Linked DNA regions of Homo sapiens: regions 1 and 3 are each linked to region 2. A link is a loop called in an ENCODE intact Hi-C map of the cell type or tissue named here. Cell type or tissue: heart left ventricle. All regions are shown on one strand. Region 1 holds the start of LINC02459 (long intergenic non-protein coding RNA 2459). Region 2 overlaps TBX5 (T-box transcription factor 5). Region 3 has its middle 67 kb from the start of LINC02459.

Region 1 (8,000 bases), 150 kb before region 2:
TGAATTCTAGAATGCTTACTGGAGTGGGAGAGAGAAGGGTCGAATAGAGGTCTCACAAGAGGAATTGAGTTTAACCCCACAGGACAGGTTGTATGTGAGAATGTCATTCATCACACGTGTTTTGGGGTTTTTTGTGTATTTTTTTCTGGTATAAAAAAGAGATGGAGGACTTTGGGGCATAGAGGGGCAAAGGCACGAATTTTGCAGTCAGGTGACCATGTTCTGATCTCAGTTCTGTCACCGTGGGACCTTAAGCAAGACACTCTTTGAGTGTCAGTTTCTTCATCTGCAAGATAGGGATAATACTTACTTGACAGGATTACATGATCACAGCACAGGTAAAGTGCCTGGTACAATCTAGCCCTCAGTAAATAGTGGCTGGGGTCTGCATGTGTAAATCTTTGCCTCTCAGCAGGAACTCTTTTTTCTAATGATATCACTCTGGTTTTCCTCTGGGAAACTGCCCTTCCCTCTACTTCCAGTCCATGCGCTTTAGGTGCTGTGACTCCACCCCAAGCTACAACGGGCATGTAACTCAGGATGGCCAATCACACCTCCTTCCTGCCTTAGGGTGTGGTTTAGGTGCTGTGACTCCACCCCCAGCTACTAATGGGCATGTGGCTCAGGGTGGCCAATCACAGCTCCTTCCTGCCTTACGTTGGTTTAGGTGCCGTGACTCCACTCCCAGCTACAATGGGCATGTGACTCAGGATGGCCAATCACAGATGCTTCCTGACTTAGGTTAGTTTAGGTGCTGTGACTCCACCCCCAGCTACTATGGACATGTGACTCAGGATGGCCAATCACAGCTCCTTCCTGGCTTAGGGTGGTTTAGGTGCCATGAGTCCACCCCCAGCTACAATGGGCGTGCGACTCAGGATGGGCAATCACAGCTCCTTCCTGCCTTAGGTTAGTTTAAGTGCTGTGACTCCACCCCCAGCTACAATGGGCATGTGACTCAGGGTGACCAATCACAGCTCCTCCCTGCCTTAGGGAGTCACAGATGTCATGTGGCCACATTAGAACCAATAAGACAGATGTGTCATAGACTTTCACTGGCTTTTTTGATGGAGAAGCATGCTCTCTTATTGGAGATGAGAATGTAAGCCTGGATTTGCGAGCAGCCACTACTTTGCGAAAAGCAGGACTGAGGTAGACTAAATGTAGGCAGAAAGAAAATAACACCCACTCCTGAAAGAAAGTGAAAAAAAGACCCAGTCCCTGGATCAAGCCATTACTAAACCTATTGCATTTAGCCAAGCAACTGCCTTTGGGGCTTAAGCTCCTGTTAGGTTTTCTGTCACTTGCGAGGGAAAATTCTGACTACTACAATTATTATTGCCATTATTATTACTATCACTTGTCAGTTACAGTAGCCTATTTTTGTTCCTATTATATGAAACTTCCTTCTGAGATGGTGCCCTTTGGGATCTGTTATTCTAATGTCATATTATCCACCCAGCTTTGTAGTTTGTATCATTTGTGGTATTTCTTGCCTTCAGTATCACTGCTACACCATAAACATGTCTAAGGACTCTGGTCTAACATGACTAAGAAGGGAATAAAAAGAGATATTATCCTGCCAGGCAAATTCTGAAAACGCCCAGCCTCTTGGTAGGACCCCTAGAATATGACCAGTGGGGTGGCAAGCCCTGGTATCCCCAACATACTTTGGGGTGGGCATAGGGGCTATTTATGCTCCTAGAACTGAACAAGGCAACAACAGGGATAAGAGGTCTTAGACAAGTTTGTACGATAAGGGGCCTGAACCTTATCAGCTCATGGTTCACCTTCCAGTTATCTGCTGCCATGTAACAAATGGTCCCAAAATTAATGGTGTAAAACAACAATTATTTTATTAAGCTCGCAGATTCCATGGGTCAGGAAGTCAGACAAGGCGTGGTGGGTAATGAATTGTCTCTAGTCCACAGTATCTGGAACTTCAGCTTGGAAGACACATGGCTAGCAGTGACTTGAACAGTGGGAGCTGGGAGCATCTGGAAGCTTCTTTTTTTTTTTTTTTTTTTTTTTCGGAGTCTTGCTCTGTCACCCAGGCTGGAGTGCAATGGCACGATCTAGGCTCACTGCAACCTCTGCCTCCTGGGTTCAAGCAATTCTCCTGCCTCAGCCTCCCAAGTAGCTGGGATTACAGGCACCCACCACCATGCCCAGCTAATTTTTGTATTTTCAGTAAAGACAGGGTTTCACCATGTTGGTCAAGCCGGTCTTGAACTACTGACCTCAGGTAATCCACCCACCTCTTAACCATCTCTTTGGTGCCTGGGCTGGCATACCTGGAATGCTAGGCTCAACTGAAACCTACATGTTGATCAAGCTGGTCTTGAACTACTGACCTCAGGTAATCCACCCACCTCTTAACCATCTCTTTGGTGCCTGGGCTGGGATACCTGGAATGCTAGGCTCAACTGAAACCTACATGTGGGCTCTTCTTGTAGCTTGGGCTTCTCACAACATGGCAGCTGCGCTCCAGATATCCCAACAGGGAACATCTAGAGAAGATGTGTTCCAAGAGAATGGGGAGGAAGCTGCAGAAGCTTTTCTGATTCAGCCTCAGAAATTATACTATGTCACTTCTGCTGCATTTCATTGGTTATACATGAGTTGCTAAGACCAGCCCAGATTCAAGGGAAAGGAATTAGGCTCCACCTCTTGGTGGGGAAGTGACAAGGTAACATTACAGAAGAGAATGATGAATGAGAAATATTATTGCAGGCACCATTGGAAAATGCCATTAACCATGGTGCCCAGGTACTGCCACCATACCTAGGGTAGAGACAATACCCAATGCTTACTAAGAATTTACTAAGCGGCAAGCACAGAGCTAACCAGTTTATATGAATGGTCTCATTTCATTCTCATAACTCTATGAGGCAGCTATCATCTTTATACTCCTATAACAATGTAGAATAGAGAATCAAGAGGGTAAGTGACTTGCCCAAGGTCCCCCAGCTAGCAAATGAAGGAGCTGAGATTCAACCCCAGGCCTGCATGAGCCTCGACATACTTAATAATGTGCTGTTTTGCCTACAACTTCCCTTTTCCTCTTCCACCCTGTCCCCTTTCTGCCTGTCCTTGAGAAATTCTTCTGTCTTTCAAGAAATATCCTGCTCTTTATTTTCACCTGATTTCACCTAGAAGCATGGAATTTAAGAGCATTGTCTCTACTCTCATAGGTAAAGCAGGGAATACAACCCCAATCTGACAGATGGGAAAACGAAGGGCCATAGAAGGAAAGTAACTTGCTAAGGTCACACTCAAGGTCATTGGCTCAAATTACTAATCGGTTTATGGGTTGCACATCACCCTTGAACAGTACCTTGACCGGGCCTCCCTGTGATATATGAGGGTAGGGTCTCTGCTGCCCTTTATGCCTCACCATGACCGGCTTTTCTCCTCTACCCCGGTCCTGTTCGAGGATTCCCTCTGTCTCCAGTCGGGCTGCTCCCATGGCTGTCAGACACATAAATGATGGGTTCCTTGGCCCCTGTTTCTTCCCGTCTCTCCCAATCTCCCTTTCCTTTACCCCAATCCAGCTTTGGCCTCCCGAGCTATCTCATCTCCTTCCCAGTGGGGGATTGTGGCATGTCCAGAGAGTGTCCAGCCCTGAGAACTGTTTACACTAGAGATTAGCATTTATCTCTATCCTTTCAACCTCTCTCCCCATGCTCAGTGCTGCTGTCTGCATCAAGGATGGAGGAGCAGCCCCCAGAGATGAGAGCCAGCCAGGCTGGGGTTACCTCCCTGGCATCTGCATCCCCTGAACCCTCTTTCCCACCATCTTTGGGATCAGTCCTCCTGTTCTTGTTCAATCTCTGAAAATCTTGCGGTTTCTGGATAAATGCCAGTGACCCCCTAAAAAGGTAAGCCTGTACCTTCTTTTTGAAGAGGAGTTTTACTTGTGGGTATTTGAGCCATGTAAGCCCTTTTTAACCCACAAAATATACTAGGACCCTTATTCTACAGAAACTCTCACATGTCTATGCAAAGGTAAAAGCATATTCATTTTAATATTTTTTGTTGAAAGAATGAAAATGTAGGAAAAAAATATATCTTCGTCAATAGCAAATAGCCTGACTAAACTCTGCTCCATCCATACTCTGGACTAGTAGGCAGTCATTAAAGAAATGAGGTCATCCTGCGTGTTCCAATCTGAGAAGATGTTCAGATTATATAGTGTTTTCTTTAGGGCCCCAGAAGGACACTGATGGCACATTTAAACTGAGTCATTTAAAAAGAGTTAAACAAAGGGTCTATTTGTAAAGGTGTGAGCAGGGTTTAAAGAAACCAACAAGGGGCAGTGTAGCAACATGAGGGAGCTGTTACCGCTGTAGGCCGGAGGGGGAAGAGGAGCTGGGGTGCCTCATTAGCCAAACCCAGCCAGAAACTAGAGAGCAAGGGAGTGTAATGATGCAGTTCCCCAGGGTGCAGAGCGGGGTAGAGAAAGGTAGAGATAGATATACATGGGCAGAAAGAATTAATCCAGCACACAGAGCTAAAAGAAGAAGAAAAAAGAAAACTATATATGCAGGATATTTTCTTTTATGTAAAAACATAGAAATGAAAGGAAAACCAATTCCCTAAGCTGTGTATCTGAATGGATATACGGTGCAAAGGTGCAACCATGTTCATTTTAATGTTCTTTGTTGAAAGAATGAAAAATTAGAAAAAATATATTTGTCAATAGAAGATAGCCTAAACTAACCCCCAAACTATATACCCATAGATATATCAATAGATATATCTATATGAATATGTATCTATATGGAAATATCTATGGATATCTGTCTAGCCATAGAGATGTATCTATAGAAAATAGAAAATAGCCTGAACCAACCCTCCAAACTATATATCCATAGTTATTCATAGGCTAGATAGATATGTATCTATATGATATATCTATAAATATATATCTATCCATATAGATACATCTATGGATATATATCTATCTTTCCATATAGATATATCTATGGATATATAGTTTGGGGGGTGGTTCAGGCTATTTTATATTGATAGAGGTATATTTTATCCTAATTTTTTATTCTTTCAACAAAGAATATTAAAATGAATATGCTTGTACCTTTCACAGACATGTGAGAGTTTCTGTAGAATCAGGTTCCTAGTATAGTTTCTGGGTTAAAGGTCTTACACAGCTCAAATACCCACAAACTATTTTATATATAGTTTCGGGGTCTCTCTCATTTTGTATATATAGATGTAGAGAAAAGGGCCTGGGTGGATAAAGAACAAATTGTTAATGGTAGTTACTCTAGGGAAACAGAAGGAGATATAGGAACATGTTCCTACTTCTGTATTATCTTTTTTTCTATTATCTAAATTCAATATTAATAAGGTGCATTCTCTTGTTTCCTTCCTCCCTTCTGCTCTCAATTTTTGCCTGAACTCCCACGTCTTCTCTTCAGATGGGCACTCGCTCCACACCACAGGTGGCTAAAAATATTGTGTGTGGGGGGCGTCCTTCAAGGGACTTTGGGTGAGGCTTGAAGGAACGCCCACTAGCTGGGAGGGAGGGATGAAACCCTGGACTTTTAGAAAGTCCACTTCAATTCCATGCTCTACAGCCAACTGGGTAGCTTCCCTTGGGCAACTGGCTTCAGTCTTCTGGTCAAAGGCAGTAATAACAGTATATGCATCCGGATGTTTACAAAGACACTACTTGAAAATGCAGTTGGCATGGTGGCTGGCACCTGGATGGTGCTCATCAAGTGTCATGACATTCATTTCTAATCTCCAGGAAATTAGTGGTTTCTAGAAGATGTTCACATTCATCCTTTTGGCTTTAATGGAGGAAAAGATGTCCAAGGCAGGCTGCTGACAACACAGCACTCTCTGTGCTCTTTGTCTTTAAGTCCCCCATGTCCCATGCTCTCCTGATCTCCTGCAGATTCAAAGGCCAGCAGGCAGAGTCTCACAGTGCGGCAGACCCTAACTGGCTCCCTAGCTCCCACCCATCTGATAGGACACAGCTGTCCATGGGGGGAGAAGGCACATTAGATAAGACAGTCAAACAAAGGCTACACTTTGTATATTTGATTTGTCTGACCTAATTCCCAGGCCCCACAGGAACAGGTTCAGGGCTGGGGATGGGGTGAAGAAGAGGGCATGGTTTCCATCTCTCTCCTGAGACTGTCCTGATCTTTCCTGGAACCTTGGCTGTTTCACTGGGGATGACCATTCAAGAGCTCTGAATCTGCAAGCCAATGGCCATGAGTTCAGATGCTGATTGTGTCTCCATGTGACATTGCACAAGTTGAGTCACCTCTTCAAGACTCAATTTTCTCAGTAGGTAAAATGGGCCCAATAATGCCCATCTTAGAACATATGAGATTTTGTGAGCAAGATGTGTTTAACAATAAGTCTGATGGGTTCTTTGTCATCCTGCATCTTTTTTTTAAATTTTTTTTTAATTTTTTATTTTTATTTTTTGGCCTTCTAGGGAGGAAAGTTAGGATATTTAGCTCTGTGGGGCCTGAATCCCTCTCAGTAGCCCTATGAGCCCAACTAAGCCAGGCTGATGGATCACTGATTTTGTCCTGCAACCCCTTCATTGGATTACCCAGGAAAGTCAGGTTTGGCCTCATGCAGGTGGGAGTAAAGGCCATTGTCCAGGTCCAGGGGGATTCCTCCCTGAAAATCATCTGCTTCTTCCCCAAACTGATAAAGCCATAAGCAATGAAATGTCATGGGCATAAGAGGGATCAATCATGCAAGAAAAAATAAGCACCATTCTCAGACCTGAAACTAGATGAAAGGAACTCAGAAAATATATAATATATGTATTTTTTGTGTTTTCTGAGTTCCTTTCATCCTTCCTTTACATAATATATGTGAAAATACATATATTATGTATTTTTATAATGGCATTTTGTGGGGTAAAACATGCTTTTTTTTTTTTTTTTACAAACTTAAAATGGCTTTTAAATGAGTCCTACTTTGACATTTTAAAATTGCCAGAAGGCTCATAAACACACAAATAATACAGGCAATACCTGCCAGAACAAGTAGATTTATCACCTGTACCAAAAGAAGTTAATAAACAAAACGCTGATCTTAGAAAGGACTAGAAACCTACGTACATTTGTACCCCCAAATCAGATTCCCAGGTGCTTAAACGTTGTGCGACATATGATTGTATTACAATGAGTTATATCTTTTTTAAAAACGTATGTGTCATACTTATGAAATTTGTTTAGCCTCCATCTACCATAGAATGCCAAGTGCCTGAGGGCAGATTCCCGGTTCATTTCCTTCACCTCTAAATCACCAGCACCTTGGACAGTGCCCGACACAATGTAGTTACTCAATAAATTTCTTGTATGAAAAATAAATCATCTGTTTATGGGTCCCTTTTCTTTAGCAATTATTTTGTCCTTCTGTATTTACGCTACCCAAGAGATGAAAGAGTGAGTGATTCAGCTTTGAGCCTCCAGAACCAGGGATCTGCTACACAACAGCTGTGTGACTTAAGGCAAGCAGCTTCACCTCTCTGAGCTTTGGGAATTGGTTAGAGTCTTATTTTGAAATAGAGCATCCTTTCTCAAGAGTATAGCAAGTATAAACGAGCAATTTAAGGAGCAATGATAAAATGGACACCAATGCAACAGCATCTGAAATATCTCAGATGTCCCTCAGGGCCCCTCCTCCCTTGCATTCTTCTTCCTCCCCACCCACATTGAGAAGGAACTGCTACCCTGATTTTTTTTGTAACAATCATTCTCTTACTTTTCTTTCTCATTTTACTACACATCTCTGTTTCCTAACAATATATGGCCCTTATTTTGCTTTTCTGCAGTTTATATATATGGAAACGGGCTTATGCATCCCTCTGTGAGTTGCATTTTGTCTTCACATTATGTCTTTAGGAGTCTTCCCCTGTTGAAGCATGCAGCTGTAATACATTCATTTTTCACTGTTGATTGGTGTTCTAGTATGTGGATATGCCACACTTTAATTGTCCATTC
Region 2 (8,000 bases):
TGTTGCAAGAACAGGGAAATGAAATGCCCACGTGACCTTTTTTTAACACCTAAATATTTCTAGGGATTGCACTGGGAGCTGCTGACAACTGCAGTGAAAACTTTACAAAAACGTGTTTCACAGAATGAACGTCGCTGGGGAAGATTTGAGTTTTTAAATATCTTTTTTAAGCTGTCAACCATCTGGGGAAATAAGTCCCAAATCCAGCCCGAGATCACAGCTGGGCTGAGGAAATGTGTCTCGTCATTAGGGGCCCAGTGGTATATGGGTATGTGATTGCAGCCTAAGAAATGAACCATGTAGCCTACCTACCTCCACCTGGTACCTACATCCAAATAGAGACAGATCATTCTGAAGGCACTGGGCCCTTTGACCATAAAAACGGTGGCCCTTATTTTTCCAAATTGTCTTGGCAATTTAATCACATGCATTGCTTTTCTTTTCCCTGCTCATTTATCCAAGGCAAAACGCTAGACAAATAGTCCTTGAATTGATAACATGATCAGGGAATGAGCCAACTAAACCACAAAGACTAATATTTGCAGTTGTTTTTCAACCACAGGAATAAGAACTTATTTAAATTCCCAGTCTTTCAGATTCTAAACTAGCCAGGAAGTTAGAATGAGTAAACAAAGAGTTTTCCGAAGTCTGTGTTTTGGATGGAGTCGCCCTGTTAATAAACTGATCTGCTAAGTAGTCAATCAATGGTCCATCAATCATTACTAATGCTCTGTGCTAGCTCTCTGCCAGGTCCCACATGACACACTTGCCGGGAATTATCTCATTGAATCTTCACAACAACACTATGAGGTGAGTTCTCTTATTATCCCCATTTTACAGGTGGGGAAATGGAGTTAAGTCATTTGCCCAAAGTCAGATAGGTTTGAACCCAAGCAGTCAGCTTCCACAGTCCTCCACCTTAACCCTATGCGATGGTGAGCTCAGCTGGCTTCTACGCATGAAGTCAGAAGTCTCAACACCCAGTCCAGGTGGGACAATAAAGTAGCAAGACTGAGTCCACAAATCACATGCAACCCTGGCCCGCTTATTTAAATCACACATCATATATCCACGTGGGAAATGTTTGCAGGGGCCCTGCACTTGACTGGGAAAGTGCACAGTTTTGGATTTGCTCCTGAAAAAGAAAATAGGTGTCTTTGGTGCTCTAAAGGAAGAAGTGGGGGAGGGTAACAGAAAGTTGTCTCCCATGAAATTTCTCTCCCGGATGTCAAGGAATCTGTCAGGCTGGCTAAACAGAACATTATGCACAGCTCAACTGGGCTCCCTGACTCAATCAATACAGAAAAAAAAGCAATTATTGTGTGTGAACACTTAGTGTGGCCGTGAAATACGCATATATCCAAATGCGTATTTGGAGACACACATTCTTAGACCTGTGAGCATTCAGACACACGATTCCCTGGATTGCGCTAAAAAAAAAAAAAAAAAAAAAATCACACATACACACCCCATTGGGCAGGCAGGCATTCATGCACATCAATCACTAAATACGTGTATTGGGGAAGAAATTTTTTAAATAGCAATGTAAAGGGTGTTGGGCATATTCACAAATGGCTGCAGTGACAGTTTCACAGGTATACATATATATACACATGAAGCTTATCTAGTTGTCTGTTTCAAATATGGCAGTTTATTAGATGACAATTATGCCTCAATAAGGCTGTCAACAGAAAGAGGGAGAGAGGGAGTGAGTTTTCCCACATCTATCCACACCTGATGAGTCTTAAGAACATAACTACACAGAATTTAGGGTGTTTCTTCCAAAGGACCTGAGAATTCAGATGGTTTTTTAAGCCGGTCACTTTTATATGTCTACCCTTTCCTATCCTCCTGTATGAACCTGGGCTTTCTTGGGGTAGAGGGGGAAAAGATCTCATATATTTTTGGACCCCAGTCTGGTCTGAGAGCATGTAAGTATATACATATATAGGAAGAATTGAGCTTCCTTATTGCTATTTTTTTTTTCCTGTGACCGTCACCGCAAAGCTAAACACAGGTTTACAGCAGCCATTGAGGGAAACAGGTTTCAAGGAGACAGACTCAAATTGGCCTGAAATAGTTTTGCATCTTTCAGGGCATTCGACCCTCGGTTTTGCTCTTGCTGGTTCAACAGGTGGAAGGATACTCGGAAAAATCCTCCTACCCATTTAAAAAGGAATGGTGTCTTGAGGGGAATGAGTTTTCTTTCCGAGGGCAGGAAGCTCTCTCTCGACCTGGGTTCCCAGACAGGCTTTGTGGCCTGGAAAGGACTGTCTATCACAGCTTGGCCTGTTCACAGACAATCTGGATTTGGAGATTAGCCACAGCATTTTGGAACAGTCCCGGCCTCAGTTGGGGTATTCTCTGCCAAGCCAGCCTGCACTGGAATGACCTTCGAGGGGTGAGGGGAGGATTTGGGGTGCTAAGCCTTCCTCTCATCCTTCTCCGGCCTCTCCTGTCCAGTCCCCAGCTCCTGCAGTTCCCCCTCCACCCCAGCCTTGCTGGTGGGGACTGTAGCTAAGAAAAGGGAGGGGCACACCATCTCCACATCCATCTAGGTGACCTGCCCTCACAGATCCCATATGGACCCCCCTCCCACTTTGCCCTTCCAGAGCCTTCTAAGCCCAAATCACTGCTTAATACTCCTAACAGTCTACAACCGCACGAGGGCAGGGGCCCCTCCCCCAGCACCTATTGCTCGCCTCTCCAGATTCTAGAACTTTTCATACCAAGGCTTAGAACATTAAATCCCTCCTGCCACCCACAATAAAATGAATCCACATGCACTCGGGTATCTAAGGAACAGAGGTGAATCCTGACAAGTCGAGACAAACTTTCTCCTGAGGAAAAAGAGAAGATCCTCCCCCACCCTCCAACCTGCCGCTATAGGCAGCCTGCTCCAAAGTCATTGTCAAGCTTTGAAATGCCAAAACCAGTGCCTGGATTTTGAACCTCATGGGGTCTGACTTTCACACAATCCATGCGACAGCATACCGCCCCTACACCAAACTGCAGCCACCTTCTCCCAAGCAATGCAGGTCTGCCTCCCCTCACCAAGCTGTGGTTCTGCAGGCTCTTTGTCTAAGTCCAGCTTGGGAGTGTTATCCCAAGCTGCTGGTGGTGCAGGTTGCTCTGTTTTCATTTTAACAAGGCAAACCTTTCCCAAGAATGTGGTCTGGAGTCAGTGATTTCTGAAACAATTAGGGAAGCATCAGGAAAGTCCAATCCTAAGGATCCCGGCAACTTTGCCACCTGTGCTGTTGCCAGTTGAGTGGCAAAATTGGGTGCAGTGGCTCATGCCTGTAATACCAACGCTTTGGAAAACCAATGTGGGAGGATCACTTGAGGCCAGGAGTTCAAGACCAGTCCTGGCAACATAGAGAGACCCCGTCTTTACAAAAAACAAAAGTTAAAAATTGGCTGAGCATAATGATGGTGTGTGCCTATAGTCCCAGCTACTCCAGAGGCTGAGGCAAGAGGATCTCTTGAGCCTGGGAAGTCAAGGCTGCAGTGAGCCATGATTGTGCCACTGCACTCCAGCCTGGGTGACAGACAGAGTGAGACCCTGTCTCGGAGTGAAAAATATTAAAAAGGCAGAGAGGAGAAAACTGACCCCAGCAGAAACAGTTGCCCAGAAATGAAATGGCAGCACCAGAGCCATTAAGCAACCTTTCTTCCCACTAGGCATTTCATAAGGTCAGTGGGATGCCTTCTTGTGGTATTTGAGTGTGTGGCCCATCTATGGTTTGACAAGTTTGTTTCTAACTGGTGTGGGTGCATATGTGTGGTGGTGACTGTCAAGCCAAGCTCGTGGATATAGTAAAAACAGCTGAAACTCTTAGGCTGCAGCTTTGTCCCCACCCCAGCACCCTGGGGTCGAAGTTGGTGACTGCTGCCATTCAGAGGAGCAAAGTTCCAGCAGGAAAACCTTGCAGATTCATGCAAAAGAAAGAGCAGACGGCCCCAGGCACTGGTTCCTGGGCTTCAGGCTTACCTTGTGGTTCTGGTAGGAAGTCACTGCTATAAACGCAGTCTCAGGAAAGACGTGAGTGCAGAACGCTGTATTTTTTGAGCCAAATCCATTATTTTCATCCGCTTTCACGATGTGTAATCTAGGCTGGTATTTGTGCATGGAATTTAGAATAATCTAAAAATAATAAAGAAAATGAGATTGTAAGAAAATCAAAACTCCCTTTGTCTCCAGATAAAACCCTGCTCCCCGCCCTCTAAATTCGCCTTGTTATATCGGCTCTCGAAAAATAGATATTTTTCTTCTGTTTTGAAAAGGGGCCAGGGATTTCATTAAAAAGAAACATTTCAAAAATAACAATTTCCAACCGAAAAAGCCAGGGTAATATTCCAGGAATCTACCCAAGGCACACAGAGCAGTAAATCAGAATTCTTAATAAAGTTTGCTTAATAAATTAACTCCCTGCATAGGGCACTTCCCACCCCCAACGGGAGCTGAGCAAGTCTGGATCGAGGAATCCGCGTCTGGAGGGAAGCCTCAAGGGCACTTTTGGATTGACAGGTGGTGTAGGGGCACGGGGACAAACAAACAACAAACATAGAAATAACCCCCACTCCCCAAATCTCTAAGGGATGCAAGAGAAGATATCAAGTGTTTGGAAAACTGAAATAAGTAAAAAAAAAAATCACCAGTTCTCTGCACAGCCTTTTTCTGAGGCTTAGGGTGGGTGATCAGACCTCAAATCTGGGGCCTTTGTTTGGAGAACAAGCAAAGCAGAGTTCGTGAAAAGAGAAGATATTTGGGGGTCACGGGTGATCTGCCCTCCAAGGATGTCGGCTCATAAGGTGTGGGGAGGAAGCACCACCCACACCCCTCAAAGAAGGGGCTGGTTGCCTTGGAAACTCCCTTTCTCCAGCTTTATCACGTTTCAGGATCCACAACCAGAATTATCTCCACGCTTGGCCCCAGACAGAACGGCTACATCTGCTTTTTCGGGAATATTCTCTTTCTACTTCCTATCTTCCCCATATTTAGGGGTGTTCCCAGGGACAAGAGGGGTCCTAACTGCTGTAGTTGTGCTGTAATTTTTACAACCACCATTATCATTAGGAAGAGGAGGAGGAGGAGGACTTCCAGGCTGCACGTTCTTGCTGGAGCCAGGGCTAGTCACAGATGAGCATCCTCACCAATAAAACTGGGTTTGTTGTTCTGATGACGCTAGTATTTACCAGAACGCTCTGACACATCCCCACCGAACTTGCGAATCGCCGCGTTTAACAGCCTGAAAATCTGGCCTGCTTTTTCCCGGGAACTGCGGAGGTTGTCTCTGTGACTTTGATTATTTGCATTGATGACCCTGGGGCAAGATTCTTGGACCAACCCTGGAGTCCGGCCCCGATCGAGTGGAGGTAGTTGGGGGAGGCGAGCCGCGGCCGGGGGCGGGGGAGGGACGAGGAACTCGCGGGCCCCGCGGCTGCCCGACCCCGGGCCGCGCGTCTCTAATCTCCGGCCGCCGTGGCCCGGCCGCCTCCCCGGCCGATAGCGACGCCGACCGGGGCGGCGTGGCGACAGAGAGACGCAGCGGGGCCCCGCTGGCCGCCACAGTCCCCGGCCGGCGGGGCCATCGGCCCGGCTTAGCCAAATTGCTTTGACGGCTGGGGACAGTGTGGAGACATCAGCGCGAGGGCGATCTAATGGCTCCTAATTTCATTAGGCCGGCTCTGAATTAAAAGTCCGGAGTCTCGGGTGGGAATGCCTGGCTTCTAGGCAGTTCTGAGCAGCTCCGAGCCCCTCTCCCCAGCTGGGAACGTCCTGAAGCTGGCAGGGATGCCAGGAATTTGGTGGTGGGGTTGTGCACCTTCCGCAGGCATCCGCCCTAGAGAGACCCCAAAGGCACTCCAGAGGAGCAGAGAAAAAGCTAGGAGCTGAAATGAGCCTGGGGAACCGTCCCACTTCCCAGCGTCAAGGACCACGCAGGACCCCACCCAAGGGTCCCATCCTCCAGAAGGAGCCAGCCCAGAGATGCATGTGGAACCTTTAGAAATGGCTCCGGTTTTCCCTGGTGCTGGTAAGGCATCTGCTGGGGACTGGCAGATACACAGCCAGGGCGGGTCAGCCAATGCCTACACAAGCTGAATTTACAGAGCACCTCCTGGGAAGCCCAGCAAGAAGGACTCGTGGGCAAAACACCCGGGTTTAACAGAGTGGCTCTGCATTTGCCTGGGAATGCCTTCCGAGCGCTCCAAGCAGGCTGCACAGAGAGTGAATGATTCTTTTTCCTCTCCACCCACGTGCTGAGAGCTGCATTTACCCATCAGTGTGGACCCCTGAGATCCTCTTCCCATCCCAGATCCTGGGGACTTCAGTGCTTCAGCCCCAAGGCCTCAAAGGAGCAGATTTCTCGTTTGGACCTTCATAAACCATCCTCCCCCGCCCCCTTGACCAAATTCATTCCCTCCCAGTCCCCTCCTTTCCCTGAAATCGGCGACCATGCGCCTATCTGTTGCTCCTCTTTGAAGCTACAACCTTCCAGGACAGGGAACTCCTTTTGTAATTAGAGAGACCTAGCCGCAAATCTCTGCTCCCAAATACAAGCTGTAGGACCTTGACAAGTCACCCCCGTCCCCTGGACTCTCCTGTGCAAAAGCTATGCCTCCCGTCCGCCCCCTAGGCTGCCGTGAGAATCAAATGCCCAAGACGAATGTACCCACTTGTATGGCAGAATCATCCAGCTAAAAGTTCTAAACGTGAATACAGAATCCGTGTTCTGTTCTAGTAATTAATTATCTTCTACGATGAGATTTGGGGACATTTTTTCAAAAATCAGTGTTTTGTGTTTTGTTTTTCTTTGGGGAAGAGGGGTGATGACCCTACTAAGAATCCACTAAAACCTACACATTCTTTTGGGTGGTGAGCAGGCTGCACATTCAATACCCTGCATTCAGTTTCAGGAAATTCACCAGTCCCCTCTCTTGGGTCCAATCCAGACTCCAAGTTTAGGACCCTGGTTTACATTCGCCTGCTCTGGGCACAGTGTGGAAAGGGAGAAAGCTGGTTGTTGGAAAAAAAACAGATCTCCCCGGGAGTATCAAGCTAAAAAGTGGCACTGGCACCATAGTTCTCTTATGAGTTCATTTCCCATCTGGAAAAGAGGGGGCAGGTGAGCTGGGCTCTCCCTCTCCCCTGGAACATCCCAAAATTAAGGCAGGATTGAGAAGTGGGGAGGGAAGGTATATGGCTTTCATTGTGGTCCAGCCTCTGTGCAGTCTATACTGGGTATCCACTGGGCTAGGAGGTCCATATTTTCTGCAAGACTGAAACACAGCCCTCCACTCCTAACCACAGATCGAATTCACAGACTCTCCAGGCCTGGAATGAGCAGCTTCAATCATTCCTCCATCCCTAGGCAAAGGGAGAGGGTTTGGGCCCTAACGGCAAGGATGCAGCCCCAGACCAGGTGAGCCGGGGGCCATATCTCCAGCCACCAAGGAACGACAGACCCAGATCTGGGGAGTGTGGATCACCGGGAGGACTGCAGAGGGGCAGATGTCTGTGTAGGAGAGTAGTGGAGACAGAGGATGAAATAGTAGGAAGAAAAAGAAAGCAAAGGGAAAGCAAGTGAGAAGGTGAAAGAAGAGAAAGGAATGAGAGAATTGAGACGGAGGGGAGGAAAAGGAAGAGGAAGGAAGTCCAGATCAAGAAGGTAGAGGCAGAAAGCGACGAAAGTGGGGGAAAATGGAGGAAAGAAAAGGAGAAATGTAGGCACACAGAGCCAAGAAGGGAGAGAAACCCAGTGAGAAGAAGGGAGAGAGGACAAGAGGGAGACAAGGCGGGGAATCCAGGCCACGGTACTCACATGCCCAAATGGGTCCAGGTGGTTGTTGGTGAGCTTGAGTTTCTGGAAGGAGACGAGCTGCCTCATCCAATGCGCCCCGGTGGCGGGGGAGTCTGGGTGCACGTACAGGCGGCCAGGCATGGCGGGCTCAGCTTTGCCCGTCACAGACCTAGATGAAGGAGAGGTGTACTAGAG
Region 3 (8,000 bases), 220 kb before region 2:
AGGCTTCTGTTTCAGTTGATGCTGCCACTATCTGCTTAGCCCAGAATTAGGATTTGGCATTTTCTTCTTGTCCCCTCATCCAATGTCTAGTCCTTCAAATCCTGTTACCTCTTCAAGGGAGAAATCTACTTTTGTCTCATCCTTACTGATCAAAGTCCCATCTCACCTGGGAAATGAATAGCTTCCTAACCAATACCTCATCTTACTCCCTGAAGTCCATTCAGAGCTACAGTGATTGAGGGAAAGCAACGTGCCACTTTTGGGATAAAGCTTATTGTTTTGTCCTTAATAAGGAACTATAGAGCTTAGCCTCTCTGCACCCTCAGCCTCTAAGCACACACTGCCCTCATACACACACTATGCTCTAGTCATTTGTCCCAGGCTCATTCCTGCCTTGGGACCTTTGCACTAGCTGTTCTACTTTGGATGCTTTCCTGAGATCTTTGCAGAATCCATTATAGTTCAGACATTTGTTTAGATGCTACTTTTCAGAGGTCTTCCTGGACTCCCAAGTCTGAAGTTACAGTAAACCCTATGCTGTGTTCAGGCTTAAGAGCATGAGTTAGATAGGATGAAGTTCTACGCCGGGGTATATGGTTCAAATTTACAAAATGAATGCACTAAGTGTTAGAAAGCCTCAGGCATGTGAGAGGGAGATCCCCCGGGGAATCCTCTAGATTAAAGATATCACCTAGACAGATCACATTTCAGGATGGCTAGGATACTTCCTAAAAGCATTTGAAGACTTTTGCTTATTACTGAAAATGCATAGATGTAGAGACTCGTCTCCCACAGGGTACTTTAAGTCAAATGCAAATGGCTAGGACTAGAGGTGGTCTTGAGCTTGAGTCCAGGTTTACAGAGAGTTTGTCTATTCTTTATGCTTGTTCTTGGGTTAGTGTCTGGTACATAGCAACACTGACCTATCCCTCTTGTTTAGCCCCAGAAACCATTTTAGGTGACTTCAGACTGGTTTCAGAAATGACTTAGTCTGACTTGGGTCAAAGCAGAAGAACTTGAAGTTAGAGATCAGTGCCTGGAACAGGCCCGCTGTCCTTCAGCACAATGTTGTCTCTAGTAGGAACTGAGATGTTAGTCTTTGCCGTGTTCACCATGTTACCACTGGAAGTTTTGCACCAAGAACTCCACTTTCTCAAGTGAGGCTTCCTCTGACTTGATACTTCCCCCTGGAATTCAACTGTCACTCAGGAAGTGACATGAAAGCCTTCAAGGCTGTGACAGCATCACACTGGTCAGCCTGATCAACCTATTTATAACAAGGCCATGGAAGGCAAACAGCCTTTCTCTACCGGGAACCCAGTGAGCTGAAGTTGTGCCTGACACTTTGTAAGTGGAACAAGGCCAGAGCCATCGAGCCTAGTAAAGCAAGACTGAAGTCAGTTTACCTGGGGTAGGAAGAGGAAGAGGGAGCATCAGTTGAGAAGTGGAGACATAACTAGCAGGTTAGAATGTGAAGAGGTGGCAGCCAAGTCCCCATGTCAGAATCTAAGGGCACTAGGAGCGACTGATAAACCTGTTTCACATACGAAGATGGTAGAGGCATGAAGAGACCTAACTGTCAGTTGTAGTTGCCATTCTGCCTAGGTCAGTGGGCTCAATTTGGAAAGATGCCCCTGAGGTGGCTGAGCAAGTCAGGTGTGGGTTCACACTTGACCCAAGGCAGGTGGGCCCCATCCGAACCTTGTTTTCCCTCATGAGTTAGAGATCTGTTGATAATGCAAGCCCAAATGGGGAAGATCCAGGTTTATGTGGGGCCTGCACTAGTTTTAAGCCATAAGAATGAACCGAGTTCAGAGGCTTAGAGCCAAGTCTAAGCTTCAACTTGATGTATTGATCAGTGCCTCACACATGATTCAGGTGGGATCACATTGTCAACAGCATTTCAGGAGGGGAAGGGTCACAGAGCTGTGAAGTTACTGACAGCATTACTACTGATGCGCATATTGGGCTGACACCCATTGCAGTTGTAGGAGTCATTTTTGTGAAGTGAGACAGTCCTATCAGAGCAAAGAACATGGGTACTATAGACAGCTGTCAAGGAGGTGGCAATAACATTAGTATATGACGTGTTTGCAGTTTTGATGATGAGATCTTTAGCGTAAAATCCTGTGAGGAAGATACCTTACCATCCTTTCACATGAAAGAGATCAGAGATGACAGGTCACCATCAAAGGGAAGGCCAGGCCAGCCCACCTGCCTTCCCATTTCTGCTTTATGTCCACCCCAAGAGCTACCTGTTTTAATTTAAGCTTATTTAACTCCTTTAGGGAAAGCAGGATTTCTCTGCATCATCTAGAATTGGGTCAGAGACCAATGCAGCTCTAGGGGCCACACACCCTCAGGTACCCCACTGTCTGCCTGTATGGCAGCAACAGCTTAAGCATACCCTGAGAATGACCCTGTATGGCACACACAACAGCAATAACTTAAGCACGCCCTGAGAATGGCCCTATGTCAGAGTATGTTTCAAGTTCCCAGCTAAGGAATGCAGGAGTGGCCAGCCCGGAGATCTATTCCTTGTCTGAGGAACACCTGAACCCCTGGGCCATCCTACGGACACAGGCCATACAGGGGGATTGGGGCACTGAGGGTTGGGTTAAATGAAGGCTACCAGGTGGAGGTTAGGGGAAGGTGATGAGGAAGCTGTATGAACTGCACGCTTTTTATTTTAAGACAGAGTCTCGCTCTGTCTCCCCAGGCTGGAGTGCAGTGGCACAATCTCAGCTCACTGCAACCTCCACTCCCAGGTTCAGATGATTCTCCTGCCTCAGCCTCTTGAGTAGCTGGGAATACAGGCACCCCACCACCATGCCCGGCTAATTTTTGTATTTCTAGTAGAGATGGGGTTTCCCCACGTTGGTCAGGCTGGTCTTGAACTCCTGACCTCGTGGATCCGCCCACCTCAGCCTCCCAAAGTGCTGGGATTACAGGTGTGAGCTACCGCACCTGGCCAACTGCATGCTTTTAAAGAGACCAGATGCAGTTGTCAGGTCTATTGCCACTTGACTGCTCCGCAGTTCCCTTGAGTAAACAGTCTTGTTCACTAGAGCTCCGAGTCTCTTCAGCCTCTTGAAGACAATGCCATCCCTTGTTGAAGTCAATAGGGATCTGGTGTGACACTGCCTTTGGGCATAGGTATTTCCCTCCCCAATAAGTAGGAGGCTCTCCTGTAACTATAGCCTAGTCCCCCACCACAGCTTCAGTAGCAATGATCCATGAGATCTTTCTACTCTGAAACTCAGTTCCCAGCTCAAAGTGAGAATCATTTAGCCAGTTACATATCAAGTGTAACAGGAAGTGAGGTATACACACCAAACCATGTCATCTCTCAGCAGGCCCCCACCAGAGCCATGAGTCTCCTCAGTCCAGTCAGCTGTGGCCAAGGTCATATCCTATGCCAGTTCAGCCTGCTTAAAGTTAAGGCTGAGTGGTAGTTCCGTCCAGTGCCACCAGCAGGTCCAACAGGGTGCAACTAAAGTGTAAGTTGGAGTTCCAGAAAGCACTGAGTGTCTCAAGGAATCAGATCATTGAGATCATAGGCCTTCCCCAGGTGAGTGCAGGAATGACAAGTTTGGGTCTGCTTAGCAGCCCATTCCAGTGGTGGTGAGATGACAACTGAGCACCAGAGTTCTTGGTCTTGCCCTCTCCCTATATATGGGCAGCCACCATTCTTGGGCCCAAAGCTTAACATCCTTAGGGCTGCCACTTGCCAAGTCTCACGATTAGCCAAGTTTTAGCCACTATATGCGCTTTGCCCTAACTGATGGAGCAATCCCTCCTCTTAAACCTCAGTCTAGTGGAAGAGAGGGAAGGATTGTTAGAAACTAAGGTTAAGTCAGCATGCATAGCAGACACATGGCAGAGGCTGACCTTCTGCCCTTTGATTTCAGATGCCGATAGAACAGGCAGGGAAGGGATGGCATCTTCACTCAAGTACAGCCTTGCTTTCTGCCCAAAGGTGCATCTCAAACACATGCGTACCTTGTAAGTTTAGCCCCAGAGTCAATCCAACTAGTGAAGATGAGAGCCAGTGAATTGAGGCAGGAGAATGGGAATTAGGGTAACCAAGGGTTAAGGCATGAGACAGGCAGGTGCAGCCAGTTGTAGACAAGGTTAGGCAGCACACAGGCCATGTCCTCACTCTTGAGATAGCCACTTCAGCCTTGGATTGGCCATGGGCCAATCCTTCATAGCATGTAACCAAGTTAGAGGCCTCTAAAGGTCACCCTAGGGGTGTTAAGGTTTGTAGCTTAAACACCCTGAATAACATTGGGTGTCTTGAGCTGCTTCCTAGAGCCCTTTCCTACTCTAAGAGTGTACACTTTCATTTCAGTAGATCTGCACTGTTTTGCCATTCTTTTGCTTTATTTGTACATTTTGTTCAATGCTTTGATGTGCCAAGAACATGGACAATCGGTAAAGACTTTCCATCCAGTAACGTTTTGGTGAGCCAGCAGGAGGTAAGCTCAGTTGTCTGGGGTTGTTTCCTTTTATCTTTGTCAAAGCTGCCATTTGCAGGCATGGGTCAGGCAGTTAAAAGCCACAACACCACCCACCAACTCAGTCTCCCATGACAGCTCAGTTATGGACCAAGACATCTAGGTCCTGCCAGGCACAAGAGGCATCTATGCAACAGTCAGGTTTGTGCGTGGTGTCCAAGATTTGATCACCTAACTTCTATCCTTGCCTTGTTGGTGCTTTGTGGGGACGAGGGAATGAAATTGCTGCATTTGAGAGCCCTATTACACCATCTGCATGCCCCTTGTTTATACTAGGAAAATGCAGAGAAAGACAAACTTAAAGACCCCACATCTTCGTTCTTACCTTTTTCTGTCTAGACCCCAGAGTAAGTTAACAGCCACAGGGATTCATACCTTCTCTGGCCTCTCTGGTTATGAGAAGTACTAACCTTAAAGTTTTGGGCTAGAATGCAGGAAGATATGGCCTGTCTAAATTGGTGGGATACTAAAAGCTTGGGATTATATCCAGGAACAAATGGGAAGGTCATAGGCTACCTATGAAGGGAAAACAAAGTGGTACCAGTGCCCACCTAAGGTCAGATGTCTGACACCAAGACTGAACCCTGAAGGGGGACACCCCTGGGGATCCAGTGCTAACTCCAAGACTTCCCCACCACAACACCCTAGGTGGAAGCTTTGGGTCAACAAATAAGCCCTCCTTAGGATCTCTTTTCCAGACTACTATGGGAAACACTGTTCTGATTCTCCAACTCAGCTGCATCTTTGGCCATTAGAATCAATTATGACCTTGATAATCAGAGGAAACATTCAATTTTTATTGTAAAGCTGTTTGGCCACAATACCAGCTAGACAGGAGCAGTGGCCAGAAAAATGGAAGGCTTAATCACAGGGTAGATGGTCAGGAATACTATGTGTTCAAGCCTTTATGGTTTTGTATCAGAATCCTTCGATCTGCAGAAGTCCCAATATTGGCCCTCAAAAAGAAAGTCCTAAGATTGAGCCAGACATTGATGACCCCTCCTACAAGGGCCACTCATCTCTCAGGGGTAACTATGGCCGCCCCCACATAACTGCTTGCCAAGTGCTCCAATCATGCAAGGCCAGAGGGACAAATTACACTGAACCCAACACACCCAGAGTAGAATACCCTACTCAGCAGCTCCCCTGGCACTAAGAGGTTGTGAAAGTACTGGGGATGCTGGCAAGTTTGTTGATGGGTTCCAGTCTTTGGCTCTAGCTTTTGCTTTATCATGGAGATGTCCAATTCATTTTGGCAACCTGGTGCACCCCTATGGAAAAAGAATGAGGCTGCCTGCTGCAAGGCAGATGGCATGTCTGCCTGAAATCCCCAGGGCAGTCACCCGGGGCCCAGACATGGTGCCGACCAACAACTCTAATTGAGATGATATCCCTGTGGAAATGAACAGGTGAGCAAAGTTTGAGGCACTCCCTTGGAGAAATAGAAAAAAAAATAAACAAGGCCCTAAGTTATAAGGTCCCGGAAATTATACAAGGGAAGGAAGAAAACCCAGCTATGTTTTATGGGAGATACATGAGGCCATCAGAAAACATGCAATTCTAGACCCTTCCTCTCAATGGTTATGCTAATGGTACAGCATTTTATCAGCCAGTCGGCCCTGACATCAGGTGCAAACTCAAAATTGCAAGTGGGACCACAAACTAAAATCAGTGTCTTGATACCCCATTTATGTTGTAACAGTCATGACCTGGAGGGAAAAAGGTAAGAACAGCAAGTCAAAAATCATGGCAGCCATCATTAGCAACACCTGAAAAGCATCCGAGGACAACCCATAAGGATCATGCCAGAGTCTCTTGCCTCAAGTGCAAGAAAAATAGACACTGGGTAAAGGACTGTACACTAAGCCCCTGCTGTCTGTGTGAAGGCACTAGTCACAACTCCTGACAGTGGAGAATCAACTGCCCCCCACACTCCCATTGAGGGACTCAGTTGAGACTGGTAGTGCAAAGGGAGGAGCTAGGTTAAGACTGAAGGGGCCTAGGGCTTCCTCACAGCCCCTGTCCAGGATCATTACTCTGAGGAGGCCCAGGTAACTCTGGACATGACAAGTTCCATTTTTCAGTATGGGGGCAAGTTACTGTCCTTACTGCTTATGCAGGAAAACTGTCCACTAGGACCATGACTGTTATAGGAATGGGGGTGGGGGAAGGCATTTCACCCCTCCTTTAGCCTGACAACTTGAGACAAGCTTTCCAGGAGCTCAGTAATACCATGCTGCCTGGCCCCCACTGTTGGAAAGGGATGTTGTGGTTAACATAGGGGTGCTGCTACAATTTAAGCACCACTCAGGATTGCTAGTGGTCAGTGATGCAGGCAATGCTCCAGATCATGTCAATAGGTCAATCTATTATGGTATACTGGGAGGCCTGGAAGGACTAGAATGGCAGTGCCAAATACAGCTTGAAGACCCAATTTTCCCCAACCAAATACCCAATTAAGCTGGAAGCAAGAAAGGGCTTGGTGTCCGTACTTAAGGAATTGCTTTCCCATAGACTAAAACCCTGCCGTTCTCCCTGCAATATTCCCATTTCACCTGTTTTACAACCTTTGGGGGAATATATGGTACAGAATCTCAGGGCAATTAGTGAGGCTGTGGTCTTCACCCATTAGTGGCAGATCATGCTCATGCTGCCATTTGGAAAGAGATGACTACTAAGTGGTAAACATTCCCCCCAAAGCATGGGTCTGAAATTCAACTATTGGAAGCAATATACTTGCCAGAGGCTGTAGCCATAATCCACTGTAGAAGGCATCAAAAGGACTTAACCCCAATAGCACAGGGAACAAAGAGGCCAAAGCAGCCCTGGGGTGCAATCTCAAATCTTAGCACCACTTCCTTTCTATGACTCCAATAGAACCCGAATATATACCACAGGAATAAAGGAGCAATGAGGATGACAAGGAACCTGGCAGTATACGGGATCAGAACTATCTCCCTCAGCCCAATGAATGGAGGATTATAAAAACCCTGCATGACTCTTTCCATATGGAAAGATGCCACTCTAGCCATGGTACACAGGCTCTTCATTGAGCCTAACTTGCTTCAGTGGTTAAACGGGTCTGTCATCCTGTTCACTGCACGTTCGGCCACCCAGAAAACAGAATGCCTCCTCTAATAGAGCCAGTCCAGAGAAGGAGAGCTTATCCAGAAGACCGATAATTGGAGTTTACCCACATGCCAGCTTGTAGAGAATACAAGTTTTTGCTAGTACTTAATAGGCATGTTTACTGGGTGGGTTGAGCTTACTCTACCAGAAGGCTAGTGAGGTTACAAGTTCTCTTAAAGCAGATAATCCCATAGTTTGGGGTTACCCCAAAGCCTCTAAAGTGATAACGGCTTGTCTTTTTTCTCCCAGATAACTTAAGGTATTACTGAGGCTCTCAGTGTCAAATGCTATTTACATTCAGCTCAGAGGCCTCAGTCCTCCAGGAAAGTGGAAGGGGCGAGTCAAGCTAAA

Evidence for each region. Hi-C counts contacts between places; a loop is a spot of excess contacts. Peaks named below come from ENCODE experiments on the same cell type or tissue, not always from the same donor. Only the 100,000 strongest peaks of a DNase experiment are listed, where the experiment ranks them.
Region 1: a loop joins it to region 2, with 2.8 times the contacts of the local background. A loop is called at or near these places in 3 of 110 quality-filtered maps.
Region 3: it touches region 2 in a loop (2.1-fold over the local background); 5 of 110 quality-filtered maps call a loop at or near these places.

The regions. Positions count from the first base shown.
Region 1 is chr12:114,241,418-114,249,417 of GRCh38, forward strand. LINC02459 (long intergenic non-protein coding RNA 2459) reads right to left here and starts at 353. Exons shown (of 2, transcript NR_146536.1): 1 at 311-353. RefSeq lists an enhancer at 587-881. In heart left ventricle, a CTCF peak has its summit at 4,284; no DNase peak of the experiment used is centred here; H3K27me3 peaks cover 297 bases.
Region 2 is chr12:114,390,747-114,398,746 of GRCh38, forward strand. It overlaps TBX5 (T-box transcription factor 5), which reads right to left. Exons shown (of 9, transcript NM_181486.4): 5 at 7,827-7,974; 6 at 3,995-4,147. Among named protein-coding and RNA genes, the nearest start is that of TBX5, 11 kb to the right of the region's middle. In heart left ventricle, no CTCF peak of the experiment used is centred here; no DNase peak of the experiment used is centred here; H3K4me3 peaks cover 1,051 bases; H3K27ac peaks cover 2,819 bases; H3K27me3 peaks cover 2,195 bases.
Region 3 is chr12:114,170,344-114,178,343 of GRCh38, forward strand. No RefSeq gene overlaps it. Among named protein-coding and RNA genes, the nearest start is that of LINC02459, 67 kb to the right of the region's middle. In heart left ventricle, no CTCF peak of the experiment used is centred here; no DNase peak of the experiment used is centred here.